Linked DNA regions of Homo sapiens: all the other regions are linked to region 1. Evidence: chromatin contacts called from ENCODE Hi-C or POLR2A ChIA-PET data. All regions are on one chromosome and are shown on one strand. Each heading gives the region's core, a stretch centred on a gene start or an enhancer-like site at or near the end of the contact. The rest is flanking DNA. Distances are from core to core; before and after follow the strand shown.

Region 1 (4,600 bases), core at 339-2,838:
TTTTCAGCCCTAATTGTGTGTCAAATTCCAAACCTGCCCTTGGGGAGTTCACAATCTTTGGGCAGATGATACTACAAATAGTCTGGAACGATTTTGAGTGCATGACAGCACGGATTTTTAAAAGTCCGTCACCATATTGTTTTAGAAAATAGTACCTGCAAAAAGAGGGCTGAGTACGGAGGGATTAAGGCATGCGGGGCGCTTTCCTGTGGCTCGAAGACTAAGCCTTGCATGACAGCGGCATTTAAGGGGATGAGAGGAGATTGGACACCAAAGCAAGAATGGCTATTATTTAAGACTGGCCTGAACAGAGTAGAAGGTTTGCGGTAGGGAAGACTGGCCTGAACAGAGTAGAAGGTTTGGGGTAGGGAACACAGGAGTGTGATGGGGGAAATCGGGACCTCGCTTGTCAATCATAAACACTGGTGCAGGCGAGGGCACCCGAAGCCTCACGTGCGGCGGAAATAGGCAGTTGTACGGATTTCCTCAGTAAAACATTGAAAGCAAAAACTGCGATCACACCCAGCCCTTTCCTCTATGCCCTGCCCAATTTCTCCCAAGTCCCCAAAAGGAAGAGAGCAGTAGGTCAAACTTGTTTATTCATTCATTCCATGAACATTTCTCTCTCCTAAGGGGTCTTTGTTTCCTGCAAGGGAGTGAGTCTTGCCTTTCCCGCAGCACCAATTTTTCCACAGCGAAGGGTCCCCCTAGTTGCCTGGCTCAGCAAGACCACACACATCACCATTGAAGGGAAAGGACCAGGCTCCGCAGAAAGCGCCTCAGACCCGCATTCAGACAAGGCAGTGCCTTTGCCCGGGGCGGCGGTGGTGGGATAAGAGAAGCAACGTGTCAGCGAGTGGAAAACTGGGGACTCCCAAACGGCCTTAGGAGCGCCGGGCTCCCCACTGGGGCCTCTTTCTAAGGGGCCTGGCTTGCTGGCCAAAAGGTAGCCTTTCCGCTAGTCCAGTTTCCATGGCCGTACAAAAAGCACATCCCGAAAAGGAGCTGCTCGCCGACCTCCGGCTAGTTTTGAAGAGTGAAAGCAGGTCTAGGTGGAAAAGAAAGAACAACAAACCATCAGGACAACCTTGCTGCCTTGGCCCAAGTTTGTGAGACAAAACTTCACTGTAAATCACAAAAATAACAATCAAGAAAGTGTTTGGTGGGAGGGTGGTGTCCCCCAAAAGCCTTGATGTGTCCCCCGAAAGCAAGGACTGCTGGTGACTCGGACAGGAGAAAATTTTAAGGAGATGGCTCCTCAAAGACAACCGCATGTGTTGAGCACCAACCCTGGCTGAAAAGGATAGGCAGGGGAAGCATCTGGGGGTCTTTCCAGACTATCTAGAAAGCTGGAGAGAGTGGGCTTGGGCTTTGCGGGAGAGTCTTGGGGGCGCCTGCGGGCGGGGCTGGGCCGCGGGCGCGGGCCGCAGAGGGAGGGGCAGGGAGGCGGGGCCTAGGTCTGGGCGGGTCGGAGGCGGGGCCCAGGTGGTGTTGATACACAAAGAGAAGGCGCCCGGGCGGCCGCGGTCCCGCCCACTGACGCGTCCCCGGGGTGCCGCTATAACCCGCCGCTCGCAGGGCTGCTCCACAGCCGCGCGACGCCGCCGCCTTAGAACGCCTTTCCAGTACTGCTAGCAGCAGCCCGACCACGCGTTACCGCACGCTCGCGCCTTTCCCTTGACACGGCGGACGCCGGAGGATTGGGGCGGCAATTTGTCTTTTCCTTTTTTATTAAAATTATTTTTCCTGCCTGTTGTTGGATTTGGGGAAATTTTTTGTTTGTTTTTTATGATTTGTATTTGACTGAGAGAAACCCACTGAAGACGTCTGCGTGAGAATAGAGACCACCGAGGTAACGCGTGCGGGGGGGCGTCTGTGGGAAGGGCGCGGGGCCCGGGCGAGAGTGGGGGAGGGGCTTCCGGGAGGGGCCGCGCGGGAAGGCGGCCGCGGGGTCCGTTTCCTTTCGAGGCGGGCGTTGTCGGTTGGGCTGGCCAGCCTTCCACCCTGGCCCGCCGCGCGGGTGTCGCGCCCGCGACGTGGGTAGGAGAGCGGGCGCTGGGCGGGGGCCGCGTGCCTGCACGGTGCGGAGCCGCATCTTCCCATTAGGGGGAGGGGAGCTAGCCCGGCCAGCGGCTCTGCTGCGGCAAGTCTTGTGACTGATTTGCATTTAATAAAAAAAAAAAATTAAGTCCAGGGAGCCAGGAATCTGGGGGCGGCGGAGGTGGGCTTGGGCATGTATTACAGGAGAGGCCAAGATTGGGGAAGACGAGTTGGGAACATTTGACAATCGACGATCGATATTGCATCAGTTTTCTTTCCGGACATAGGAGGGGCTGGGCGGGCGTAGCACTCGCGGGCCAGCTGCCTGTGGACGGGTGTGCTTGAGGGCACTGGCGCGCGTGTGTAAACAAACCCCCAGCTCCCGGGGCCCGGGCGTTCGCCCCCCTCGAGAGAGGAGTAGTGTCGGCCCTTTCCGCCTCCTGGGGAAGGCTGTCTGCGGCAGAGGCATTTCTCCGTGTGGGGACTCCGGGCAGTAAAGGACAGATTACGCAGCATTGCTGTTCCAAATGCTAGAAACGGAAAGCCGTGCGCCTAGGTTGCATGCACACGAGCCAGGGTCGGGGCTGGATGTGTGCCCTGAGTGCCTGTGCAAGTTTGGAGCGACTGGGAAAAAGCAAAACAGAACCCCCCCTCGCCCCCTCCACTCCGACGAGGGACAATAGAGAGGGTGAAATACTGAAATCTGCCGGAGTAGGGGGCCTCGACGGCCGCAACACAGCGGTGGCATCATCTTTGTTCTCCCCGCGGCTCCGCCGTCTGTACTTTTCCGCCCCTCGGCGCGCCCCCGCCCCTCGCGCGCGGCTGGTACTTTTCCACTCGCCTGGCCTGGGATGAATCAGCCGCGCTGCGCCTCCGGGCGGCGTCACGTGACCGCGGCGGGCTGGCGCTGCGGTCCTGACGCGCCGCCTCTACTTTCGCAGGCCGACTCGCGGGCCGCTGCACCCACCGCCAAGGACAAAAGGAGCCCAGCGCTACTAGCTGCACCCGATTCCTCCCAGTGCTTAGCATGAAGAAGGCCGAAATGGGACGATTCAGTATTTCCCCGGATGAAGACAGCAGCAGCTACAGTTCCAACAGCGACTTCAACTACTCCTACCCCACCAAGCAAGCTGCTCTGAAAAGGTGGGAGAAGTTGTGACACTTTTGAAAAAACGGCTTGCATGGGTTGGGTTCAGGGAGTTACCTAGGACTCTGCTTCCATTGCTTTAATTTGCTATAGCATTTAGAGAAGGTGCGTAATCTCTGAAAGAGTATCCGATTATCTTGTTGTAATGACAAGATAGCTGGTGTGAAAGTCAACTCCTAGTTAATATTTATACATTAAGTAAAGATGTTGTATCAGAGCTATGCTGTTGGAGGGTATTTTATGTTAAAGCAGTCTTGTGTGTAATGATAGATATTTCAATCCAGTTTACAATTATATATGTCTATATTTTTTGCAGCCATTATGCAGATGTAGATCCTGAAAACCAGAACTTTTTACTTGAATCGAATTTGGGGAAGAAGAAGTATGAAACAGAATTTGTAAGTTAAAAATAGTAATTTGTCTGTCAGTGGCTTTATGGAGTAAAAGAATAGTTTTACTTTTAGAATTCAAATCTAACTTGCCCAAAGCTGGTTTTCTCCATTTAATTATTGTTATATGTTTGGTTATCGTTTTCCCTCTATGTAGCATCCAGGTACTACTTCCTTTGGAATGTCAGTATTTAATCTGAGCAATGCGATTGTGGGCAGTGGAATCCTTGGGCTTTCTTATGCCATGGCTAATACTGGAATTGCTCTTTTTATGTAAGTATGTGTAAGTAGTGAGTCTGCCATGCAGGGCAGTTACTATGGTAAAACATATTTTGGCTCCAGAAACTGAATTTACAGTTGGAGTAGCTGACTCAAAAGTTACTTGCTTAAAATTAAAAGTATGAGAAACCCCAAAAAATCTCTTTATTCTACTACATACTGCACAATATCAAGAAAGCCAACTAGAAAAAAATAGGGCAGTCCTTAAAACTGACAAATTAAGCCAGAAGTCTTCTAAGTCAGTGGGAATAGTTAAAACAAAATTGTAACAGATGGTAGATATTAAAAAAACTATGGCTAAAGCCAGGGTAGGTATAAATTTTGTTTTGGCAAATCAGAAGCTGAAAATCCTAATAAGCTCCAAATCATTTTGGTAAATCGACACAGTTCTTAAGGACCTGTGGCCCCTTACGTGAATAAGGAAAAGAAAATTTCTCTAAACATACAAGGTGTGGTGGTATTTACCCAGCCTGGAACATGTTTGTTTTAAGACGAGGAGGTCATAATTTTCTGGACCCTGAAAAGCAATCCATACATGTTTTTTTAATGTTTGCTTTTGTCAGACCTGTTCGATTGCCACATGTTGTGGCAAAAAATGAATACTTTAGTAAGTACTTATTTTTAAATGGTTCCCCCCACAGTTGCACAGTTAGACTTAATTACTTCTGTGCTTTCCAGCATAAATACGTGGATAGACTCTTGGAGGTACAGAAGACTTCAGAGCAGTGGTTCTTAGCCATTTTTG
Region 2 (4,660 bases), core at 926-3,425, 1.1 Mb after region 1:
ACCAACTGATCTTTGACAAACTTGACAAAAACAAGAAATGGGGAAAGGATTCCTTATTTAATAAATGGTGCTGGGAAAACTGGCTAGCCATATGTAGAAAACTGAAACTGGATCCCTTCCTTACACCTTATACAAAAATTAATTCAAGATGGATTAAAGACTTAAGTTAGACCTAAAACCATAAAATCCCTAGAAGAAAACCTAGGCAATACCATTCAGGACATAGGCATCAGCAAGGACTTCATGTCTAAAACACCAGAAGCAATGGCAACATAAGCCAAAATAGACAAATGGGATCTAATTCAACTAAAGAGCTTCTGCACAGTGAAAGAAACTACCATCAGAGTGAACAGGCAACCTACAGAATGGGAGAAAATTTTTGCAATCTGCCCATCTGACAAAGGGCTACTATCCAGAATCTACAAAGAATTCAAATTTACAAGAAAAAAACAAATGACACCATCAAAAAGTGGGTAAAGGATATGAACAGACACTTCTCAAAAGAAGACATTTATGCAGCCAACAGAAACATGAAAAAATGCTCATCATCCCCCGTCATCAGAGAAATGCAAATAAAAACCACAATGAGATACCAACCCACACCAGTTAGAATGGCGATCATTAAAAAGTCAGGGAACAACAGATGCTGGAGAGGATATGGAGAAATAGGAATACTTTTACACTGTTGGTGGGAGTGAAAATTAGTTCAACCATTGTGGAAGACAGTGTGGCAATTCCTCAAGGATCTAGAACTAGAAATACCATTTGACCCAGCCATCCCATTACTGGGTATATACCCAAAGGATTATAAATCATTCTACTATGAAGACACATGCACACGTATGTTTATTGCAGCACTATTCACAATAGCAAAGACTTGGAACCAACCCAAATGTCCATCAGTGGTAGACTGGATTAAGAAAATGTGGCACATATACACCGTGGAATACTATGCAACCATAAAAAAGGATGAGCTCATGTCCTTTGCAGGGACATGGATGAAGCTGGAAACCATCATTCTCAGCAAACTATCACAAGGACAGAAAACCAAACTCATGTTCTCATTTATAGTTGGGAATTGAACAATGAGAACACTTGGACACAGGGTGGGGAACAGCACACACCAGGGCCTATTAGAAGGTGGGGGGCTGCAGGAGGGATATCATCAGGAGAAATACTTTATGTAAATGATGAGTTGATAGGTGCAGCAAACCAACATGGTACATGTATACCTATGTAACAAACCTAAATGTTGTGCACATGTACCCTAGAACTTAAAAAAATAATAATAATAATTAACAACTGACAGTGGCACATACAGTAGCTCTACCATTAATTTGACAATAAACTCTACAGGTTACCTCTTCACAGAATTTATCACTTTTTGAAAATTAAAATTTGAGCCAGATGTCTTCTAAATTCTGTTATATCACAACAGGATTGGGGCTATTTTGCCTATGCATGCACCTGTAACTAATTTCCTTCTCCTGAGGCAGAGAGGACCCTTCTCCCCTTCATATGTAGCCTCTTTCACTTCCAAGGACAGTCAGCCTGATCCAGCCAGGATCCCGGAAGGGGCACTGGAGGCTGCCTGGAAGAACTTGCCCCAAGGGTGGATTAAATACCTGGGAACACACCCAGCTCACAGCTGGAGGAAGGCCACCTGGGATGAGGCAGTCACCCAGAAATGTAGAGACAGACAGGCATGCTAGTTCAGGAATGCCGTCAGTGTGAGGGAGGGAAGGAAAAAGCCAGGAGTAGTTCTCAACTTTTTGGACTCCTGGTACACTTCCAAATACTGGAATTTTTGACTAGGGGACTTTTCTTGAAGCTGTTTTTGCACAAGACTGAGAAAATATCCATTTTCCATACTGAAGAATGAGGAGAATGCTCAAGAGCCACAGGTGCTGGAGTTAAAAGGCGGCATACCACCAAGCCTCCTTGCTAGTTCTGCTCAGATGTCATGCCACTCAACTAGGTCATTCCTCAGCCCTGAGAAGCTGCTTTTGAATAGAATTGTTTACTGCCAGGCCTGGATTTCTATTATGCCCAGGAGGTGGTTTTCCCACATTGCAGTAAACATTTGATCTTTCTTACGTGCCAAGCTGAAGTTAAGCCTCCCATCTCTTATTGCAGGAAACTGTACCCCACTCTTATTCACAGCCCTACTTAGAACAGACAGCACAATATGACTAAGGAAGACTTGTGAAAATACAACAGTTTCATCACAATTTAGGGCTAAGATTTAAGATACCACCAGTATGACAGCTAAAGAAGGGAACAGAAAAGTACAGCTCCTGTCACTAAATCTGTAGGCACAGACAGGCCACAACCAGAGTCTGCTACAGGAAGGAGGAGAAGTAGCACCACATTGGAGAGGACTTTATTTCCAGGGCAAGAGGGTGATTAGGAAACACTGACAAGAGCAACACAGAATCCAAAGAACTAAAGAGACTGAGGTCCTAGGCATGTTTCTGAGATAGGAGTTTGAACAACTGAGGAGGAAAAGGACAAGCCAAATTATTAGAACTGAAAGGTTACTGCTGGACTGATAGTAAACACTGACAAGAGCAACACAGAATCCAAAGAACTAAAGAGACTGAGGTCCTAGGCATGTTTCTGAGAAAGGAGTCTGAACAACTGAGGAGGAAAAGGACAAGCCAAATTATTAGAACTGAAAGGTTACTGCTGGACTGATAGTAAATGCTGAATTGTCTCATCTTGCCTGCCTGGAGTCAGAATTGGTTCCAGAGACTGGAATGTAGCTGAGCTAGGAAGTGGGAATCAAAAGCCCAGGGGTGGGGGTGGGGGGTTCTGTCAAGGCTGGAATTCAGTGAGAGCCTAAAGCCTGTTTTAACTCAGGCAGGGAAGATGACTAAGAGTGGAAACCAGGCTCGAAAAATCATGAGTCATTCTTAAAAGAAACCAACATCAGTGTCAGTAACTTCCCTGGGAACTTGGAAAAGGGGCCTGAACAAATATTTTGGAATCTAATATCCTGCACCAACACTGAACTGCTCCTTCATTTGGATAGGTCACTCTAACTTTTCCGTTCTCAGAGCTCTTTCAGTTACCAAACGAGACTAACAATATCTGTTTGCAATATTTTTACCAGTAAAAAAAAATCAGTAGGAAAAAAGGTGACCTTCTGGAGAAATAAATTATTACACATGAACTCCTTATACATAGGGAGAGTCTGCAAACAGTTCCCTCCGAACCAGTGTCACACTCATCAGTAAACTCATCAGTGCAATAATCCTCAGAATGAATGTGCAGTTCAGTTTCACAATTACAGCAGGACAATTAAAATCTGAATTTCTGTAAAATGAGATAGGAGTGAATTTTCCTCACACATTCTCTTCCAACTTAAGAACACATTTGCTAATTTCCTATAATTGGCAAGGCATTATGTGAACTGCTTAAAGAGATTACAAAAATAACTAAGACCAAAAGCTACCTGACTTTAAAGTAAAAACAGAATTAGAAGGTTAAGGATTGTTAGTCTGCTACCTATAAGAAACGAATACTTCAAGATTTAATTCAAAATACATTTTCTAGATATTCTTATAGTTCCAATACACTAGATTACTACTGATATCTATAACACAGATGAATCCCCAGAAAGATTGTGCTAAGTGAAGCCAGGCACAAAAAACTACATTTTACATGATTTCTTTAGAACGAAGCTCAAGAATGGGCAAAATCAATTTATGGAGGAAGTCTTTAAGTGCTTGCAGGGACCATGTGGAGGAAGGTTGACATGAAAGGGGTACAAGGGTGCTGGAAATGTCCTCCATCTCTTGTTTTGGGTGGTGGCTATACAACTGTCATAACTTAAACAGTTAACAGTACATTTTACTATATGTAAAATATGCTTTTACAATGTTAACCAAAAATATCACTGGACTAAATAAGCAGTACTAGGAATAGAGGGTTCAGACAAGAGCACAGGCAAAAGATAATGTTAATATTTCTTATACTTGATCTCAATGGCATTTATAAAGACAATATTCCCAATTTGAAAGGAATTAGAGGTATTAGATATAACAATAATACAGATATATTACCTGCTAGTTTCAATCACATATGAAAGATCCCTACACAGAAAAATAAGTCACAGGACTGTTTAACAGCAAGTGATAACAGAATTTGCAACCCTTTATTTTTTGCCCTATGAACTGAAAACAAAGCAAGCTTTAATTTGCATCTTCCATATCACTCTATTACTAGGGTGCTTTGGCTATTCACAGGGGAGGAAATCCCCAGTGTGATTCTCTAATATTAGGATTTTTCATGGGCAACAAATATTGAGAGAAGCATATCAGAGTCATCAGTAGGTATTTTCCACCCTCACAGATTGTGATTCATGCCCTACGTGCTTGGTTGTGACTCCCAGCCGAAGTCAGGTTAAACTCTTCCTCCAGACAGGAATGAGTCACATCCCACAGCCAGTAGAGTAGAAGTCTGGAGAGCCATTTCTGGCTGAGAATCCAGAGGCCCGTTGGCTTCTAGCTCCCTGCCTCTCCCTTCCTCAAGAGGAAAAGATGGAGTGCAGGGAACAGATGTACCTGCTCCCTCTCTTTCTTCCTCCTTTGGAAACTTCCGGAAGCTACACAGAATTGCTGCGGTCCAAGCTCTCCATGGCCTCTCCTTTAGCACA
Region 3 (4,672 bases), core at 894-3,393, 1.2 Mb after region 1:
AGAGACCCCAGGGCCCCACAGGAATAGTGGGAAATGCCCTACTAATATTAACACTAAAGTATTAGTATTAGTAGTTTCTAGAGGGTGGGGAGGAGTAGAGATATTTAACTTTTTCTTAAGTCTATCTACACTGTTTGACTGGACAAAACTAGCATGAATGACATGTCATTAAAAATAAAAAGAGCTTACTGCCACACGCTTAAGATGAATTTATACGATGCCTCAATAGGTAAACACAGACTAGACCAAATTACTTTCTAAACTGAGATCTACTGCTGGCACAGTAAAACAAAGCTCAGAGCCTCTTGCTTACTTCAGTTTCCATTTGAGCTTCTGCCCTTATTTACTTACAATACTCATTATAAACAGTGCAGCTCACCATAAAAGACAATAATACTTTCCTGGGAAACAGACTGTGTCAATTTTATTGTAACTTTTTAAATTTCACTCCTATATTTTTATGTAATCATCAGGTACTACTTAATCTTGCTAAACAGTAGTAACAGCCAGAGTGACCCAGTGGTAAGAGCATTAATCTTCACTGGTTTTACAAGTCAGAAAACCTGGGTTTGAAAGTGTGAGAAGCTGGGCAGACCAACCTGTGCGCTTCAGTTTTCTCTCCTATAAAAACTACTACTATTTGCTCTCTCCTTAAAGATGAATAACTAGTAAATTGTTCTTAAATGAATGAATGAAATGTGAAACTAAATCATGGAGTGTAATCTCCTCTATTCGATTTGTCCCTGGACAACCAAGAAGTTACCAAATTTTTTTGATCGAAATATTCCGTGCCCAAAATGTAACAGAAATAAAAACCACACCCAACTCCTAAAATTAAGTTACTTTTAAAGTTATTAGATAACAACAGGGCTTTAGAACATCAGCAGGATGTTCTGCTTTAAAATTGATTTGGCATCCAGGAGACTAAGCCGAGTCGCCACAACAGACTGGCTTGGTAATTTAATTAGAGTCTTCTGGAGGGACACATTATATCATCATCCCCCGACAGTGTTCTCTTTAGGGACCTGATTTTCTCTCTAGTCCTCTCATTCCTTTCCCCTTCCTCACCTCCTCTCATCCCTTTTGTTTGCCCTTTTTTTCTTTTTTTGCTCTTAAAACAGCTCTCCCTCCGTTCGTCTTGTCACTTCCATGCATTTTTAACTCTAACTAGAAATGGGTCACCCCAGGTTTGCTCCCCAAGCCCCAGGGCCCCTCAGGACGAGTGAAAAAGGCCCTGCGGTCCTCCCTGCCTGGGGGAATTCCTCCTCCGATCACAGCTCCGGTGGGCTCCGCAGATGGGAAAGGGTTTCCAGCGCGCGCCTAGCGGCCACAAATCACTTCCCGGGGCCGCCCCGCCAGGCCTCAAACCTCCCAGAGCCGTCGGTCGGCTTTTACTTTAACGAGGATTCAGATGGGTCACACCCTGTCCTCCAAATGCGGGCCTGCTCCCCGGACCCCGCCCAGGGGGCTCGCCCCAGTGCCGAGGCTCCTGGGCAACCCTAGCACTCTGCGAGTCGGGGAAGTGACCCCAAAGTTGCTTCTGAGTGGAGACTTCCGCACGCAGAGGCGTCCCCGCAGCTGCCAGGCTTTTCAGGGGCAGCATCCCCCGCCCGTCAGGAGCCTGTCCTCGGGGCCACCACGCGCCCCGCGCCTCAGCCCCGCAGGGGCCGCACCGGGGCCTCAGTCTGCAAGCAGCCGGGGACAGCGGGCTTCCTCCCCTGCCCGGAGCGGCCGAGCGTCTCGGCCAACCTCCCCCGCGGAGAGCACAGCGCCCCCGCGCAGTCCCCGAACTTCTTCCCGCGTCGGCTCGGGCTCTCGGGTGGGGACGCGGGGACCCCTCGCTCACCGATATCCCCATCGTCGTCGTCCTCCTCCTCCTCCATTTGTAGCAAAACATTCCTGCTCATCTTTTTCATGTCTCCCTCAGAAGGCGGCTCCGAACTTGGCGCGAAGTTGGGGGCTCCCGGGTTCCAGAACGGCGCGGCTCTCCCAGGGGCCGGATCGGGGACCGCGGGGCGTGTGTCGCTTGGGCTCAGGGGCCGCTGAGCCCAGCCAGCGCCGGGGAAAGCCGAGCCGAGGCACCCACCGACCGGAGCCCAGAGCCGGAGGACGCCTCTCGCCTGCCGAGCGGAGCCCGGAGACTGAGCATGCCCAGTGCGGCCGCCGCGGCTCGCTGCGGAATGATTGAACTTCCCCGGTTTTACGAGGCGCGCAGAAGGAAGTCGGCAGGCGAGACTGCAGAGGGAGTAGTGCGATCCTGCGCGCGGGGGAACTAGCTGGAGGGCAAGGCGGGAACACGTGAGTGCGGGAGTGGACTGGGTTCCCTGAGCATTGATCCCAAACAGGGCAGCTTTTCGTTCCAAGGTCGTCTGTGGACACACACTGTGGCTTGCTTTGTTTTAACGTCTGATACTGGAGAGGAGGGAAATGCTGCTGCAGCACAACTGCAGAACCCTGGAAGGCGAACTCGTTTGAATGGCTTTTAAAGGCGACGTGGAGCTAATAATGGGGGGATCTTAAATTACTCTAGCTCCGAAGTGGGAAAGTGGAATCTGTACGGGTAGGTTAAGATTACGGTGGAGTCGGGGTGGGAGGAGAGGCAAAACTCAGAGAATAAGCAAAAGAAGAAGGGGCGGGACGGACGGGAGTGGGGGTGGAGAGAATTTTCTAAATAAACGTGTGCACAAAGGCAGGAGGATTTCCGCATACATTGAGGTCGCGGAGAGTGGAGAAGCGCCCCCTACTCCGCCCGCGCGAGCACACAGGGAGTGGTCGGAAGATAATCGCTGAAGCGTCCAGCCTATTTGTACAATTGAAACTAGTCCTCTGTGTCAAAGAGGGAGAAGAAGCCGAAGACCACTAGAGTTAGATGTAAACTCTTCTAAAGCAATGTGGAAAGCTATAATAAGAGAAAAGAAAGTCGTGAAATAAAATTAAGGCAGAGAGTTTTTATTTTTATTTTTAATGCTTTCCTGGAAACCAAAGGGACCGATAGGACAAATACAAAGGGATTTAGTACTTTAAAGACCCTTGGAGTTGTTTGAACGGCAGGTTTTGGGGATCGCGTGTCTACAAAACTTTTTTCAAAAAAGCTGGTACATTCAGGTTGTTCAATTTTGACTTCTCAAAAGGGCTAGAAGGTATATTTGAAATCTTGGTTATATGTGTTATTGTCTACTCATTGAAATTGTTTATATTTTTTCCACTGAAGTGCTAGGGTTATCACAATAACACTAAATCTACTGTGCATGTTTTTTCTTCCACATACTTTTTTTAAGACGGTCTCGCTCTGTTGCCGAGGTGGGAGTTCAGTAACTAGAACTACAAGCGGAGCACACCACCATGTGGGGCTTATTCTTAAATTTTTTTGTAGAGATGGGTGTCTCACTATGTTGCCCAGGCTGGTTTCGAACTCCTGGCCTCCAGCAATCCTTGCACCTCAGTTTCCTAACATTTTTAATGTTCTCTCTGAAAGAAAGAAAACATTGGGACCAATCTTAAGTGGGAAAATAGACATGAATATATACATGAAAAGACATGATGAAATTACTTTTAAGAAAATACCTGGGAAACACTATACTTGCTTCTTGAGGTACTTTTTTTGAATAAACAGAATTGTTTTTAGTATAAAGAGACAACAATACAGTACTCTGAAGATAGGAGAAAAAAATGATGGGAGAAGAAAGATGAGAAGAGATTGTTTCCTTTCACTGAACACTCTCCCCTGAGCTTGTGAAACTCACTAAAAGTAGAAACTTCAAAAGTGTTTTGGTTACATGATCAATTTTTACAATTTTCTTTTAACAAATTTTTGTGTAGTACTTTTTATGTGCTAGGAAAAGTTTTACATGTTTTATAAGCATCCAGTCATTCAACCCTCATAACAACCCTAGAAAGTGTTATCATTTTTCTTCAGGTGTGAGGCAACTTGAGCAACTTGTCCAAAATCACACAGGGAATAAATAGTGGAGCCAGGATTGAAACCTCAACAGCTTGTTTCAGAATCAGTGCTCATAGCCTCTTCATAAACCACCTCCAGAGACATGTCCCAATCCATTTTTTTTTCAGATCACTTTTTCCCCCACCAATTCAAAATTCAAAGTCTCATCAACTCCCTGCCATAGTTCTTTAACCAAATGTTCTCTCTTTTTTTTTTTAAGACAGAGTCGCGCTCTGTCACCCAGGCTGTAGTGCAGTGGCTAGATCTCGGCTCACTGCAAGCTCCACCTCCCAGGGTCACGCCATTCTCCTGCCTCAGCCTCCGGAGTAGCTGGGACTACAGGCGCCCACCACCACGCCCAGCTAATTTTTTGTATTTTTAGTAGGGACGGGGTTTCACCGTGTTAGCCAGGATGGTCTAGATCTCCCGACCTCGTGATCCGCCCGCCTCTGCCTCCCAAAGTGCTGGGATTACAGGCGTGAGCCACCGCGCCCGGCCTTGTTCTCATTTTTATGGACTAAGACTTCGGTCAAAGTTACTTTGTAGTTAAAAAATTATCGAAGTTGACTTTGCAACAAGTTTTAATTAGTCATTTAGAATTCTTCACAGATTTTTAAGAGTTTACATTTTTCTTCTTTGATAAATGTTGCAGCGAAACATTGTTGGCCTTATATGTAAAGGTAACTGTTGCTAGAAGGGAACTCTATTATTAGTAAATTCCATTCTTTCCTC
Region 4 (4,441 bases), core at 1,657-4,156, 1.0 Mb before region 1:
TTGGCCAGTCAGGCTTTTTGGGGATTCCATATGAATTTTAGAACAGCTTTTTTCTACTTCTGTGAGTAATGACCTTGGTAGTTTGATAGAAATAGCATTGAATCTGTAGATTGCTTTGGGCAGTGTGGCTACTTTAATAGCCACGAGCAAGGAATGAGTAAGAAATGTTTCTCATTTGTTTGTGTCAACTATGATTTATTTTAGTAGCATTTTGTACTTCTCCTTGTAGAACTCTTTCACTTCTTTGGTTAGATGTATTCCTAGGTATTTTAGGGTTTTTTTTTTGGCTACTGTAAATGAAATTACATTCTCAATTTGTCTCTCAGTTTGAATATTATTGGTGTATAGAAATGCTACCAATTTTGTACATTGATTTTGTATCCTGAAACTTTACTGAAGTTGTTTATAAGTTCCAGAGCCCTTTTGGCAGAATCTTTAGGGTTTTCTAGGTGTAGAATCATATCATCAGCAAAGAGAGATAGCTTGACTTCTTCTTTTACTATTTGGATGTCTTTTTTTTTTTTATCTTACCTGATTGTTCTGGCTAGCACTTCTGGTGCTATTTTGAATAGCAGTGAGGAGAGTAGGCATCTTTGTCATGTTCTTTTTCTCAAGGGAAATGCTTCCAGTTTTTTCCCATTCAGTATGATATTGACTGTGGGTTTGTGATAGATGGCTCTTATTATTTTGAGGCATGTTCCTTCAATGCCTAGTTTGTTAAGGGCTTTTACGATTAAAGGATGTTAGCTTTTATCAAAAGCTTTCTCCATGTCTATTGAGATGATCATACGGCTTTTGTTTTTAATTCTGTTTATATGGTGAATCACATTTATTGATTTGCACAGCTGAACCAACCTTGCATCCCACGAATGAAGCCTACTTGATCATTGTGAATTAGTTTTTTGATGTGCTGTTAGATTTGGTTTTGTTGGATTTGGTTAAAGTTATTTTTGTCTATGTTCATCAGGGACATTGGCCTGTAGTTTTCTTTTTTTCATTGTGTCTTTGCCAGGTTTTGGTATCAGGGTGATGACGGCTTCACAGAATGAGTTAGGGAGGCATCCTCCTCCTTGTTTTCTTGGAATAGTTTCAGTAGAATTGGTACCACCTCTTCTTTGTACATCTGGCAGAATTCACCCAACTGTGAATCCATCTGGTCTGGGGCTTTTTTTGTGACTGATTCAATTTTGGAACTTCACATTGATCTGTCCAGTGTTTCAACTTCTTCCTGATTCAATCTTGGGGCCTTGTGTGTTTCCAGAAATTAATCCATTTCCTCTAAATTTTCTAGTTTGTGTGCACAGAGGTGTTCATAATAGTCTCTGAGAGTCTTTTGTATTTCTCTGCGAAATACAATTTCTTGTCTTTTAGAATGCTGAAAATAGGCCACCAGCCTATCTTGGTTGGTAAGGTTTATACTGAGAAGTCTGCTGTTAGCATGATAGGGTTCCCTTTGTATGTGATCTGATCTCTGTCTTTAGCTGCCTTTAACATTTTTTTTTCTTTAATATTGACCTTGGACAGTGTAGTGACTTAATTTCTTTGTTATGTTCATTTTGAATAGTTTGTCACAGATGTTCTCTGGATTTCTTATATCCAGATGTCTACCTCTCTAGCAAGATTAGGAAAATTTTCTTGAATTATTTCCTCAAATATGTTTTCCAGGTTGTTTACTTTTTCTCTTGTCTCTCAGGAATGCCAACAATGCATAGGTTTGGTCACTTGACATAATTCTATATTTCTCAAAGACTATCTTTAAAAAATTCTTTTTAACAAAATTTTTGTGTAAGTGGGTTAGTTCAAAAGACCAGTCTTCAAACTCTGAAATTCTTTCTTCTGCTTGGTGCAGTCTATTGATAAAACTTTCAGTTGTATTTTGAAATTCCCTAAGTGAGTTTTTCAATTCCAGAAGCTCTGACTGATTTATTTTTAGGATGTTTTATCTCTTCTTTCATTTCCCAGATTACTTTAGAAGTTTCCTTGTGCTGATTTTTTTTTTTTTTTTTTTAGATGGAGTCTTTCTTTGTCACCCAGGCTGGAGTACAGTGGTGTGATCTTGGCTCACTGGTACCTCCGCTTCCCAGCTCAAGTGATTCTCCTGCCACAGCCTCCCAAGTAGCTGGGACTACACACGTGCGCCACCACACCCAGCTAATTTTTTGTATTTTTAGTAGAAACAGGGTTTCACCATGTTGGCCAGACTGGTCTTGAACTCCTGACCTCAAGTGATCCTGCTGCCTTGGCCTCTCAAAGTCTTGGGATTACAGGCATGAGCCACTGCACCTGGCCTGTGTTGATTTTCAACCTTGTCTTGGATCTTATTGAGCTTCCTTGCAATTCATGCTTTGAATTCTTTATCTGTAATTTCTGGGTTTCCATCTGGGTTAGGGACCATTGCTGGAGAGCTACTGTGATCTTTTGATGTTGTCACATTCAGATTTTTCATGGTTCCAGAATTCTTGCTCTGATTCCTTCTCATCTGGAAGTGCTGGCACTTCTAATTTTTGTAATTATTTTTGTGTGGGTAGGATTTTTGTTTTTATTTCTTTCCCTATAAAATTATTGCCTTTTCTTCTTTTTCTTTCCCTTCCCCTCTTCCTACACTCTCTAGATATTACACGGGGCTGTGCAGTTAAACAGACAAGCCAGTAGATGTCACTTATGTGTAAGAGCTGGTTGTGGCCAACATGGCTGGGTATATACCCGATCCTTGTTTACTGAGAGGAGCTCTTTGTTGCCTCAGGCAATGGGCTCATTTATGGAATGCACAGTGGTCTGAGCTCTCTTCTCAGCTCCAGGGAATGGAGGGGTGGGGCAAGATGGGTGGAGCCGAACTTGGAAGGCCCAGTTACACGTCCCCTGATGGCAAGCATAAGCACCAGTGCCAAAGGAGAATCCAGTGGGCTGCCACCAAGTTTCTAGAGGTGTGCCTAGGCATGGAGCTAGGAAACCTCCTCAGCCCCAAGTTCTCTGGATGGGGATGGGTGTCAGCCTAAACTCCTAATCCAGGAGAGTGGTGCTCCAGGGTCCTGAAGATCTCCCTGGCCATGAAGCAGAGAAAAAGTCCCCTGCACCAAGATCTCTGTACAGGAGGGGTGGGGTGACTTCAGCTGCTGAACCAAGCAAGAAGGTGATTTGAATGTCTGGAGATCTGCTTGCAGTGGAGGGGGCCCTACTGTACCACAGTCTATGCACAGGAAGGGTGGGGGTGGCTCAGGCTGCTGAACCAAGAGAGCAGGTGCTCCAAATGCCTGAAGATATGCCTAGGGGTGAAGCAGGGAGAGCCACCTGCACCAGGATCTCTGCACAGGAAGAAAGGGCCAATTAGACTTCTAGTCCATGCTAACAGGTGCTCCAAATGCCTGCAGAGTTGCCTACATGTGGAGCAGAGAGGGCCCTATGAAACTTGGTTTCATTTTGTCATTGGCAGCTGCTATGGTTTGGGTAGGATTTGTTTGTTCCCAGCAAAACTCATGTTGAAATTTGGTCCTTGTCTTGCGGGGTTGGGAAGTAAGCCTGTGGGAAGTACTTGGTCATGGAGGCAGAGCCCTCATGCATGGCTTGGTACCCTTTTGTTAGTTAGTAAATTCTTTGTCTGGCCAGACTAGGTTCATTGCTGAGAATGGATTTCTTCCCTTGAGAATAGGTTGTGGTAAAGCCAAGATGCCATTGGGCTCTGACTTTTCATAATTCCCCTTTGACCTTCTCTACCATGTTTGGACCTACCATGTGGCTCTCACCAGAGCAGATGCTAATGCTATGCTTCTTGTACTTCCCAGCCTGCAGAACCATGAGCTAAATGAACCCCTTTTCTTTGTAAATTACTGGGTCTCAGATATCCTGTTACAGCAACACAAAACAGACTAAGTGAGCAGCACAGCCACCCTTTGTGATTCAGGGGGCAGATTCTCACCTTCAGCAAATCAGTTTGGGGATGCCTGCAGGAGCTGTCAACAAGGAAGACAAAGAATGTCAACAAGGAAGACAAGGAAGACAAAGACAAAGATATCTCGGGTTCCATCCTTTCCATTTTAGCTAGAAAAAAAAAGAGAGAAGAAGATGTATGGTGAGATACAGTTGCCCCATATGGGTCTTTTAAGAAAGAAGGGAAGTCTGATTCAGTGAAAGTCCCACAGTAATTCTGAAAGGCTAGGCCAAGTGCTGGCTTCTGTCACAAGTGTCCTGACAGCTACCCCAGTCTCTACCCAAGTTTTGGTAACATTTTTCATATTTCAGATGTTTTTACAAATCCCCATTACTCAACAGTGATTGATTCCTAGTTTTATTTTAGTTGAATTAAAAACGAGTCATTGGGCTGGGAGCAGTGGCTCATGCCTGTAATCCCAGCACTTTGGGAGGCCGAGACAGGTGAATCATCTGAGGTCAGGAGTTTGAGACCAGCCTGGCCAATGTGGTGAAACCCCATCTCTACTAAAAAAAC
Region 5 (4,564 bases), core at 137-2,636, 1.5 Mb before region 1:
TTGGCCAGGCGTGGTGGCACATGCCTGTAATTCCAGCTACTCGGGAGGCTGAAGCAAGAGAATCGATTGAACCTGGGAGCCAGAGGTTGCAGTGAGCCCAGATCGTGCTGCTGCACTCCAGCGTGGGTGACAGAGTGAAATTCCATCCAGAAAAAAAAAAAAAAGAAAGAAAGAGAGAAAAGAAGGAAGGAAGGAAGGAAAGACAGATAGACAGACAGATAGAAAGAGAGAAAGAGAGGAAGGAAGGAAGGAAGAGAGAGAGAGAGAGAAAGGAAAGAAAGAAAGAAAGAAAGAAAGAAAGAAAGAAAGAAAGAAAGAAAGAAAGAAAGAAAGAAAGAGAAAGAGAAAGAAAGAGAAAAGAAAGAAACCAGTCCTCTGTCATGGTCATTTAGGTTCGGTCTTTGGCTTCTCCAGACAGAGCTGCAGTAACCACCATTGCGCCCATGGACCGATCTACCCACAGGATAAATACCTGGAAGTGGCTTTACTGCGTTAAAATGTCTGTGTGTTTAACATGCTTCGCATTGCCAATTGCCCTCCAAAAAAAAAAGTCTGTGCTCTTTTCTACAGTGCTAACCATCCTTTAATGTTTTTTTAAACCCACCTGAGGAGAACCCCCTGATGCTGCCTCTCACATACATGTAGGCCCCTACATCATTTGATGTAGGTCTTTTTATTCCTTTAGATTTGCTGGGGTATAATTGACAGATAGACATGGTCTATATTTCAGGTGCACAACTCGATGTTCTGCTATACATATACATTGTGAAATGATCACCATAATCAAACTAGTAAGCATTCCCAGCACCTCACATAGCTTTCAGATCAGGAGCTCTCGCTAGTTCCTGTATCCTGAGCAGACGCTGGAATCTCTGTGACAGTGCAGTGGAGATGGAGCCCAGAGGGGATAGTTGACCCTACGCCTGGGTTATGCAACGTGCGTCTCTGCTGGCAGAGGCCACCTACTGGAGAAAGGCCCAACTGTCCCAGGCCTGAGGCCCTGGCCCCAGGCTCTTGATGCTTTTGTGAGGTTTTTGTCTCTTTCTGTTTTGATAAACTGGTCTCTGGCATGAGAATCGGTCAATGTCCTCTCTCACCCCTGGCTTTCTAGAAACTGCATCTATATTTAGCTTGGTTGCCCCACCCCTACCCCCCCTTCCTGAGCTGGGGTATAAATGCCAACCAACCAGAGGATGACAGGGTCCAGGCTCAGAGAGCAGCTGAGGCAATGGGCTCTCATGGAAACCTGAAGCTCTTGTTTCTCAAATCCAAACCAGCTCACAGGCAATTAGTATTGGGAGGAAGGCAGGGTAGGGTGTAGACCTTCAGGACAAAGCACAGAGCCAGGGTTGGGCAGTCTGGCTGCCCTGACTCCTCGTGGGCAGAGAGTAAATGACAGCCACACATGTGGAAGTGCCCTTGGAAGGCAGGAGAACAGGGAAGAACAGGACCTCTGAGCCAAGAGGATCTGTGGCCCAGCAAACAGACATGTTGGGCCAGACACACCTGAAAGGCCAGCTCTGGGATCTGAGTTCCAGAGAGCCTCTGGGTCTGGCAGTTGGAGCTGGGGAGCAAACTTTCTATACCCTGAACACTGACCCCACGCTCCAGAGCGTAATGGTGTCCTCTTCCTTTTCAGTGTTCTCGGGCTTCATATGACAACTCTTAAGCAGAAGCAAGGGCGCCAAACTTTTTTTTTACCCCCAGTACTTTCTCTTTTATTTTTTATTTCTAGAGACAGGATCTCACTTTGTCACCCACACTGAAGTGCAGTGGCACAATCTTGGTTCACTGCAGCCTTGACCTCACCAGCTCAAGCGATCCTTCCACCTTAGCCTCCCAAGTAGCTGAGACCACAGGCGCATGCCACCATGCCTGGCTAATTTTTTTTAATCTTTTGTAGATACAGGGTTTCACCATGTTGGCCAGGTTGGTCTCAAACTCCTGAGCCTAAGCTATCTGCCCACCTCAGCCTCCCAAAGTGCTGGGCTTACAGGCGTGCTCACGCCACTGCACCCAGTCCCAGTACTTTCTCTTAATTCAGCTCTGCACTATTTTCTCTTCCTATTCCTTTTTTTTTTTTTTTTTTTTTTTTGAGATGGAGTCTCGCTCTGTCCCCCAGGCTGAAGTGTAGTGGCACGATCTCAGCTCACTGCAAGCTCCACCTCCCGGGTTCACGCCATTCTCCTGCCTCAGCCTCCCGAGTAGCTGGGACTACAGGCGCCCGCCAACACGCCCGGCTAATGTTTTGCATTTTTAGTAGAGATGGGGTTTCACCGTGTTAGCCACAATGGTCTCGATCTCCTGACCTCGCGATCCGCCTGTCTCGGCCTCCCAAAGTGCTGGGATTACAGGTGTGAGCCACCGCGCCCGGCCTTCTCTTCCTATTCCTAGCCTCATTCCTGTTGTCAGGCAAAGTGGGGCTGAGTGGCAATCTCCAACCCTCCTGCGTATAGACATCTGAGATGGAGCTTCATATTTAAAGTGACATGAGAAAAATGAGAGAAAGATGGCGAAGCAGTGGAATCTCTTTTCAGGCAACCCTGCAGCTGGGGGGGCTGCCCCCAAGTGAGGGTCAAAGGCAGGCTCCCTGGAGCCTGGGGAAGGACAGACGGGGCCTCTGATAGGCCCTGGGGCCTCAAGAAGCTCTCAGTCCCGGGCCCAGTCTGGTGAGAGGCTTTGGCTCACATCACTGTAGGTGGTGGCTGGGCTAGGCTGACGATGTGCTGTCTTCTTGGTGCCCATGGCCTTGCAGGCTTAACAGGAAGAGCTCTGAGCCAGACAAGACAGCCAGTGGGAGGACAGAGCAGCCCCTCAGTGACCAGAGCGAAATGCCCGGTTGTTGAAAAACAAAAAAAAAAAAAAGGAAATGAGAGTTTCTTCTGAAATAGAAACTTCTGGTCCTTGAGTAAGTTTAGAGAATTACGGGCATTCTGAGGCCTGAGCATTTGTGGTGACGGATGAAGCCTCAAGAACCACAAGGTTGGTGGGAGGGACACCAATCTCATGTCCTGGAACATACAGATGTCCCTGTGGGGATAATTGTATCTCGTTTCTGGGGAACCCTAACAGTTCCCAAGATGCTTCCATATTCTCTTGTCCCTCCAGAAAAGCAGCAGTAAACAAATAGAGGTGAACGGCAAAAGGCTTTTTGTTTCTACGAAGATGGAAAAAAGCCTGGCGTATAACTTCTTTCTTGTTAGCTACTGCAGGGTTAGGACTGGGCCTGAGGCGGGCTAGACTTGGAGCTAAGGAGCCCCTGATAGCCTGGTGCTGCTCCACCTCCTGACAACCCTGGCTCTGCAGTAGGCCCCTTGGGTGATGAGGGTTGTCACAGCAGGGTACCAGAGCCAAGGTCCAAAACCAACAGCAGCTGCTTCCTTGACTGTTGGGTCATTCTTGGCATTGAGCCACCTGGGGCTGTTTGGGGCATCAACTTCACTGAGCACTTTAAGTTTCTGGGGTTGAAAACAATCCAGGAAGCTAAAGGCTAAGCCTTAGATCCCTAAGACTTCCAGACCTAGGAGCCTGCACTTCTTGCTGAATATCCTCACCTGTAAGTTTCTTAACCTCAGTGGTCCCACGTATAAAGGGAGGGAGTTACACTGACGGTCTCTTGGGCCCTCTGTGGATCTAAGAGTCTGGGCCTGCCTGGGACTGCCAGTAGAGCCCTACTCTGGTCTCTTCTCTATCCCAGGGGCTGAGTCGGTGTGGTCCCCAGCTGTCCATTTGCTAGAGCAAGCTTGACAATTGATGAGTGCGATTCCCCTCAACCCCATGTATGTTCTAGTGAATGTGAACAGTGAGTCATGTTTTACCAAGAATCCTAACTAATGCCTGGCCCCTGAGCAGATGACGTCAGTAGCTCATCTCCAGGAAGGAAATGGTTGGGCCTGGGCTTTGGCTTGGAAGGCTTGGGCATCTTCACACTCAGCAGTTCCTTGGAAGATGCTGCTGCTCATGCAGACAGTGATTCTGCCACCATCTTTCCCCATCTAACTATGTCAGAAAAGTGGGGCCTACTCCTGCTGGGGCTGGGAGGAGGACAGGACTCTCAGGACATGGATGATGAAAAGCCTCTAGGGAGGTGCCTCAGGGAGGTGTCCTTTATGCAGCCTCCCAAAGTCCACGTGGTGTGGCTGGCAGTGGGAGAGAATGTTCGAATTAGGAAAATGAGCCCTTAAATGTGCACACTTGTGCACACACACACACACACACACAACTTACATAGGCTACAAGGGTGCCACTTTTCTTTTTCTTTTCTTTCTTTTTTTTTTGAGACAGAGTCTCATTCTGTTGCCTAGGCTAGAATGCAGTGGCACAATCTCGGCTCAGTGAAACGGCCGTCTCCCAAGTTCAAGTGATTCTCCTGCCTCAGCCTCCCGAGTAGCGGGGACTATAGGCATGTGCCACCGTGCCCGGCTAATTTTTGTATTTTTAGTAGAGATGGGGTTTCACTATGTTGGTCAGGCTGGTCTCAAACTCCTGACCTCATGATCCACCCACCTCGGCCTCTCAAAGTGCTGGGATTACAGGCCTGAGCCACCACACCCAGCCTCAAGGG
Region 6 (4,399 bases), core at 1,735-4,234, 1.7 Mb before region 1:
TACAGAGTCTAGCCCAATGATTTCAAATAGTGAGTGCTCAAAAATATGGCTAAATACTGATATATATTTCATAAGTGCTAGGAGTTGTTACTTTAATGAAATTATCAACTTTCTGAGGAAAACCTTTTAGTCCTGAGTTCCTTCTGAAAATATAAGAGAGTTGGGGTAAATAATCGCTAAGGCATTTCCAAAGTGTAAGCTATTGGGGCAATGGCAAGGATATGCCTTATACATATGTTTTATAATCTATCATTTCCAGTATATTATTGGGCAAATAGCGGGAACTCAATAAAGGTTTCCAGTGAATTGACTCCAATATAGATGTATTTAAGTTAAGACGAAATACATAGATGTGTTTCTGAAGCTTCATATAAATTGCCTGTGAATTGAACATTTAAAAATACATGAGAAATCTATTATTAAATGGTTTCCTAAGATGAAAATTTTTTACAATATTTAGAATCATTTTGTAAAATAATAACTCATTTAGTCAACTTTCTTAAGTTTCACATATTTATATATCAAGGATGCTGACAATAGGATAAACCAGATTAGTAGTTTACAGTTATGAGCCAATTGATTTAATATTGACCAAATTAAGTTATTCTGCATAGAGATGTGTCTGTTTCCCTACAATTTCCCAGATGATCCATCCCCACCTCTCTCCCTTCTTCCTTTCCCTCCCCATCCCTCTTTCTCTTTCTCTCTCTCTTTCTCTCTCTCTCTGTTTCACACACACACAGACTTTCCCCCTTGGGTCTTATATTTCAGCTTTAGTAGGTCTACGCTGATTTATAATACTATGCATACAACTTTCACTTTCCCATATTCCTTTGAACATTTCTCACTGTTGACCCACATGCCTCACCAGTTTTGAAAACAGGTATGCTTCCCACGGTGTCTGGATCATCCATAGTATCTAGACTCTTCAAGATGTCTGTCTTTGGTGGTGGCTTTGGTATGAGCATGCTGGAAGTAGAAGCTTCCCCAGCTGAGAAACAATAGCTTTAGGTCACCCTCAAGGTGGGATTCTGGGAAGGGAGTGTTCCTTACTCCCTTTCATTTTCCCTATGACTCTGAGCTGTCCAGGGCTTTCTTTCCAAAAATCCAGTGAAAAATTAGAGACGCGATGTACCTCAAAAAGATTCTATTCCCTTGACATACATGGGGGAAAGCAGAACATATAACTAGATACTTTGAGGTGGGGTGGATGAGAAGGCCATTTTTCCTTAGGGCTTGATTTATCTGATAGTTTTGGAGTGTCAGTTATAATGACAATAAAGATTCCCACAGATGAGCCCAGACTGGTCGAAGTAATTCACATAACAACACAATAATGACAAGCTCATGGGATAAATTTTGTTCCCCCCTCAACTCTCAAGTCCTCCTTATCTGCCTGGCATCTATCACAACAAACCAGGTCAAAATCTTACCTGGAAAATACACGACTCAGTGATCAATATTTTATCAAAGTGAGAATGTGATAAACAAGGTCAGTTGACCCCTAAAATCCGTATTTACACTAGAAAGCCTCACATCCTGTATTTAGACTTCTTGTGAGAGAACCCATTCTCTGTCACTGGAGTATGATCAGGAGACAAGGGTACCTGTTCTCTGAGGAGTCCTGACTAACTGGCGAGACTGAATCACACACATGAAAAATTTCAGATGAAACTCGTCTTTATGCATGGCTGCCTCCTAGAAATAGAGACAGAGTTTAATCCAAACGAACAGAGCTGTGAAATAAGATGTCAGTGACTGACATGGACCAGCTACACTCATGACTACTTGGCCTTAGGACTTGACAATATAATATAAAAGTATCAGCACATGAGGCAATACAAATAATCTACTTTGATGTATTTGACAGGGGAGGAAACCCTGAACTCAGCAAGCTGCTGAGAGTATCAGAAAGGCTGGGGGCCTCCAGAAACTGCCCTTCTTTAAGTCTGAGCTCAGACTGTGCCTGTGGCTGTGATCTGGGTGTAAAGGACCTATTAAGGGGGCATTTCTCTAAGACTTCTACAGGGCCTGGGTCCAGAGGCCTGCCAAGCTGAGGTGCTTGACAAAAAGCCTGAATGAACAAACATATTTCTTCCCATTATGTTCTCTTAGAAAGTATGGCAGATTCCAGGTTAATCAATGTGTCCCAGGAACAACAAAGCCCTTCAAAGGTCACAGGTGATTCCTGGGTCCTTCTCTATCTCTACCCAGAAAAGCAGATCTCTAGTGGGCTCCCAAAAGCTTTCCTCACAGCTCTGCCTGTTTCAAATTCCTCCAGAGTTCTGGAAGGTTCTACATCTTGCCAGAGTCTAGCCTAATCCGTCCTCAAGTTGCTTGTTTGTTTGTTTGTTTGCTTGCTGAATGGTCAATCAAGTATGAGGTGGTGCAGAGTACAGGATTGCAAGTTAAGAAACTTGTTTCCTAGTCCTAGATGGGCCGTGCACTTAAAACCTTTGGGAAATCACTTCACTTCTCTGAACCTGGTAAGACTAAAGTATCTCCAATAACCTCTACAAGCACTAACGTTCTGTGATTCTCAATAAAACACGAGATAGCCTGAGATCGATTTAGATCTCAGGTCCCTATCTGTCGGGGGAAGCCACAGGTTTCCGCAGATTTAGGGCCACCGCGAAAAGCTGCCATGGAAACTGGAACGCAAGCAAGCAAAACTCGCCGGGCGGAACCAGAAGGCGGCGGGTAAGGGAGCAGAGGGAACAGAGAAAAGCATAGGACGAAGGGCTCACTAACAGTATTCCGAGTACGAGAAAGCGAAAAAGCCCAGACTGAAAAGGGTACTGAGAAATTACGACTAGTCTTAAATGCTCCCTTCGCTTCTCGGGCCTCGCCACACCGCGCAGGCGCCCCACTGGTCCTTAACTCTGTTCTTTGACCTCCTGCCCCAGCCCCCTCCTCTTCAGCCACCTAGCGACTCTTCCGGTGCTGTGAAGGCGGTTCCGGTTCGCGGCGGTTCCCGGGTTTTGCGTTCCGCGCCCGGCCGGAAACCCCTTCGCATGGCAGCCGGTTCCGGTTCGGTGAGTGGCGGCGGGAAGCTGGGGGAGGGGTGAGGATGGAGGGAGCCTGGTCCAGGAGACTGTGTCGGACCCGGTCAGCCGGCCCGGGCTGGACTGGGCGGAAGCGGGGAGCACTGTGGGGCCGGCGCCTTTTCCTCTGCCCCGCCCCCTGGGACCACCTCCCCTCCCCCCTGCTGTCCGGTGGCCGCGCTGTGGCCGCCGGTGGCCGTTAGGCTACCTGAGGCCGTTCCTTCTGGTCTCTCTCTCCTGGGCCGCGGAGAGACCGTCTCCCTGCCGTTACAGCAGGCCCCATCCCAGCGCCCAGCCGTACTTGGGGAAAGGCCGGTTGCGATTCCGGGGCTTTCCCGCCAGAGCTGGGTCTTCTCTGGGGAGAGCTGTTTTCACCGGGAAGCTCGGCTTTCTGTGGTACCGGCTTCATCTCCCGCCTTCCTTGAGACCCGAGTGATATTTCTTGACTACTTCTGCGTCTCACGTAAACATTTCTCCAACTCTCCTACTCTGTGGTATCTCCCTGAGATGTGATATCGCTAGTGCCACCATCAGAAAGAAACGTCTGGACCCTCCTGCTCAGGTTATGAAAATCCCCTTAACTGCCACAATTTGCTTACCTGGCTCATCGCCTCCTGGTAATTCCCTTGAACCGTCTCTTTCTTGGTGTACCCTAACGTGATCTCTGGATCTATGCCTCGTTTCTCTTTCCTTGAGCTTGGTGATTTCTGTTTATCGGTGCCTGTGCAGTATTTCCACTATCTTGTTAGCAGTAACTTGCTTCTTTATCACTTTCAAGTCAGCCTTGTTAAAGTCATTTTACTTCATATTTGGTACACTTATTATATTTGGAGTGGTGGTGATTCTTGTAATATTCATATAAAGCCTTTTATCTACTACCAACTATTTGACTGAGGGTCTTTGTTATAATTGGTTATTCTGGATGTATTAGATCTCATCATCTCCTAAATCTTTATTCTTCATAAAAATAATTTGTGTTAAGGACTCATGTTGAAATACAGATTACCCTGACTTTGAAATTACAGTTAAAGCGCAACTTTAAGCATCTCTATAAGCATGATCCCTTAACCTACTTCCAGTTTACACTCTACCACCCTTTATTTTTCCTCTCTAGTCCCTTTTAGGAAGGCTTATTCATTTTTAACTGACTTCAATTAATTATCCCAACTGCAAAGATGGTCTTCATGTCACTCATCTAATGAGTTGTCTAGAGGGAGTGGATGGGTACAAAAACAGGTTCTGCTACTTCTGGCTAAGGGAATGCAGTTGTTGACTTGCATTGCGGCTTTGGAACTCTTGTCCTTTTCTTCCCAACTTCTACATCTTCTATCAGTTGTACCAGCTCTACTGTCTTG

What was found. Hi-C counts contacts between places; a loop is a spot of excess contacts on that map. ChIA-PET counts read pairs that join two places held with the same protein, here RNA polymerase II (POLR2A). Pooled maps may share reads with other maps.
Region 2: a pooled map shows a loop between it and region 1 (2.9-fold over the local background). The contact joins the enhancer-like site here to the promoter of SLC38A2 in region 1. A Hi-C loop is called at or near these places in 1 of 168 maps with a recorded cell type or tissue (sigmoid colon), 2 of 37 single-sample maps with no recorded cell type and 6 of 50 pooled maps.
Region 3: a map of GM12878 shows a loop between it and region 1 (5-fold over the local background). The contact joins the promoter of ANO6 here to the promoter of SLC38A2 in region 1. A Hi-C loop is called at or near these places in 7 of 168 maps with a recorded cell type or tissue (B cell, CD4-positive, alpha-beta memory T cell, GM12878 and 3 more), 9 of 37 single-sample maps with no recorded cell type and 16 of 50 pooled maps. POLR2A ChIA-PET finds 5 or more read pairs at or near these places in 1 of 52 experiments (HEK293T).
Region 4: a map of CD8-positive, alpha-beta T cell shows a loop between it and region 1 (2.2-fold over the local background). The contact joins the enhancer-like site here to the promoter of SLC38A2 in region 1. A Hi-C loop is called at or near these places in 1 of 168 maps with a recorded cell type or tissue (CD8-positive, alpha-beta T cell), 4 of 37 single-sample maps with no recorded cell type and 11 of 50 pooled maps.
Region 5: a loop to region 1 is called in a pooled map, with 17 times the contacts of the local background. The contact joins the enhancer-like site here to the promoter of SLC38A2 in region 1. A Hi-C loop is called at or near these places in 5 of 37 single-sample maps with no recorded cell type and 7 of 50 pooled maps. POLR2A ChIA-PET finds 5 or more read pairs at or near these places in 1 of 52 experiments (BJ).
Region 6: a loop to region 1 is called in a pooled map, with 18 times the contacts of the local background. The contact joins the promoter of SENP1 here to the promoter of SLC38A2 in region 1. A Hi-C loop is called at or near these places in 3 of 37 single-sample maps with no recorded cell type and 12 of 50 pooled maps. POLR2A ChIA-PET finds 5 or more read pairs at or near these places in 1 of 52 experiments (activated CD4-positive, alpha-beta T cell).

Annotation. Positions count from the first base shown.
Region 1 is chr12:46,369,761-46,374,360 of GRCh38, reverse strand. It overlaps SLC38A2 (solute carrier family 38 member 2), which reads left to right and starts at 1,588. Exons shown (of 16, transcript NM_018976.5): 1 at 1,588-1,852; 2 at 2,982-3,183; 3 at 3,504-3,585; 4 at 3,734-3,849. The coding sequence starts at 3,068. It overlaps SLC38A2-AS1 (SLC38A2 antisense RNA 1), which reads right to left and starts at 1,578. Exons shown (of 2, transcript NR_187299.1): 1 at 1,499-1,578; 2 at 583-1,048. RefSeq lists enhancers at 1,029-1,088, 1,769-1,848, 1,706-2,409, 2,099-2,428, 2,509-2,658 and silencers at 1,339-1,678, 1,879-2,078.
Region 2 is chr12:45,232,871-45,237,530 of GRCh38, reverse strand. All of the region lies in intron 1 of ANO6 (anoctamin 6), which reads right to left. Among named protein-coding and RNA genes, the nearest start is that of ANO6, 19 kb to the right of the region's middle. Within about 2 kb of position 2,175, at least 27 of the 41 ENCODE cell types and tissues checked have a DNase peak (open chromatin) inside an H3K27ac peak, as active enhancers do; they include sigmoid colon, where a contact is called at or near this core.
Region 3 is chr12:45,213,566-45,218,237 of GRCh38, reverse strand. ANO6 (anoctamin 6) reads right to left here and starts at 2,143. Exons shown (of 20, transcript NM_001025356.3): 1 at 1,847-2,143. The coding sequence starts at 1,916. It also overlaps the pseudogene PLEKHA8P1. RefSeq lists enhancers at 1,138-1,267, 2,278-2,377 and a silencer at 1,508-1,817.
Region 4 is chr12:47,396,081-47,400,521 of GRCh38, reverse strand. No RefSeq gene overlaps it. Among named protein-coding and RNA genes, the nearest start is that of LINC02156, 17 kb to the left of the region's middle. RefSeq lists a silencer at 2,685-2,734. Within about 2 kb of position 2,906, at least 2 of the 41 ENCODE cell types and tissues checked have a DNase peak (open chromatin) inside an H3K27ac peak, as active enhancers do; they include CD8-positive, alpha-beta T cell, where a contact is called at or near this core.
Region 5 is chr12:47,867,067-47,871,630 of GRCh38, reverse strand. All of the region lies in intron 3 of VDR (vitamin D receptor), which reads left to right. Among named protein-coding and RNA genes, the nearest start is that of VDR, 36 kb to the left of the region's middle. RefSeq lists enhancers at 1,767-1,816, 2,583-2,652, 2,753-2,932, 2,638-3,138. Within about 2 kb of position 1,386, at least 9 of the 41 ENCODE cell types and tissues checked have a DNase peak (open chromatin) inside an H3K27ac peak, as active enhancers do.
Region 6 is chr12:48,104,664-48,109,062 of GRCh38, reverse strand. SENP1 (SUMO specific peptidase 1) reads left to right here and starts at 2,984. Exons shown (of 18, transcript NM_001267594.2): 1 at 2,984-3,035. It also overlaps a transcript of PFKM not described here. RefSeq lists enhancers at 2,238-3,111, 3,397-3,606, 3,112-3,987 and a silencer at 3,117-3,256.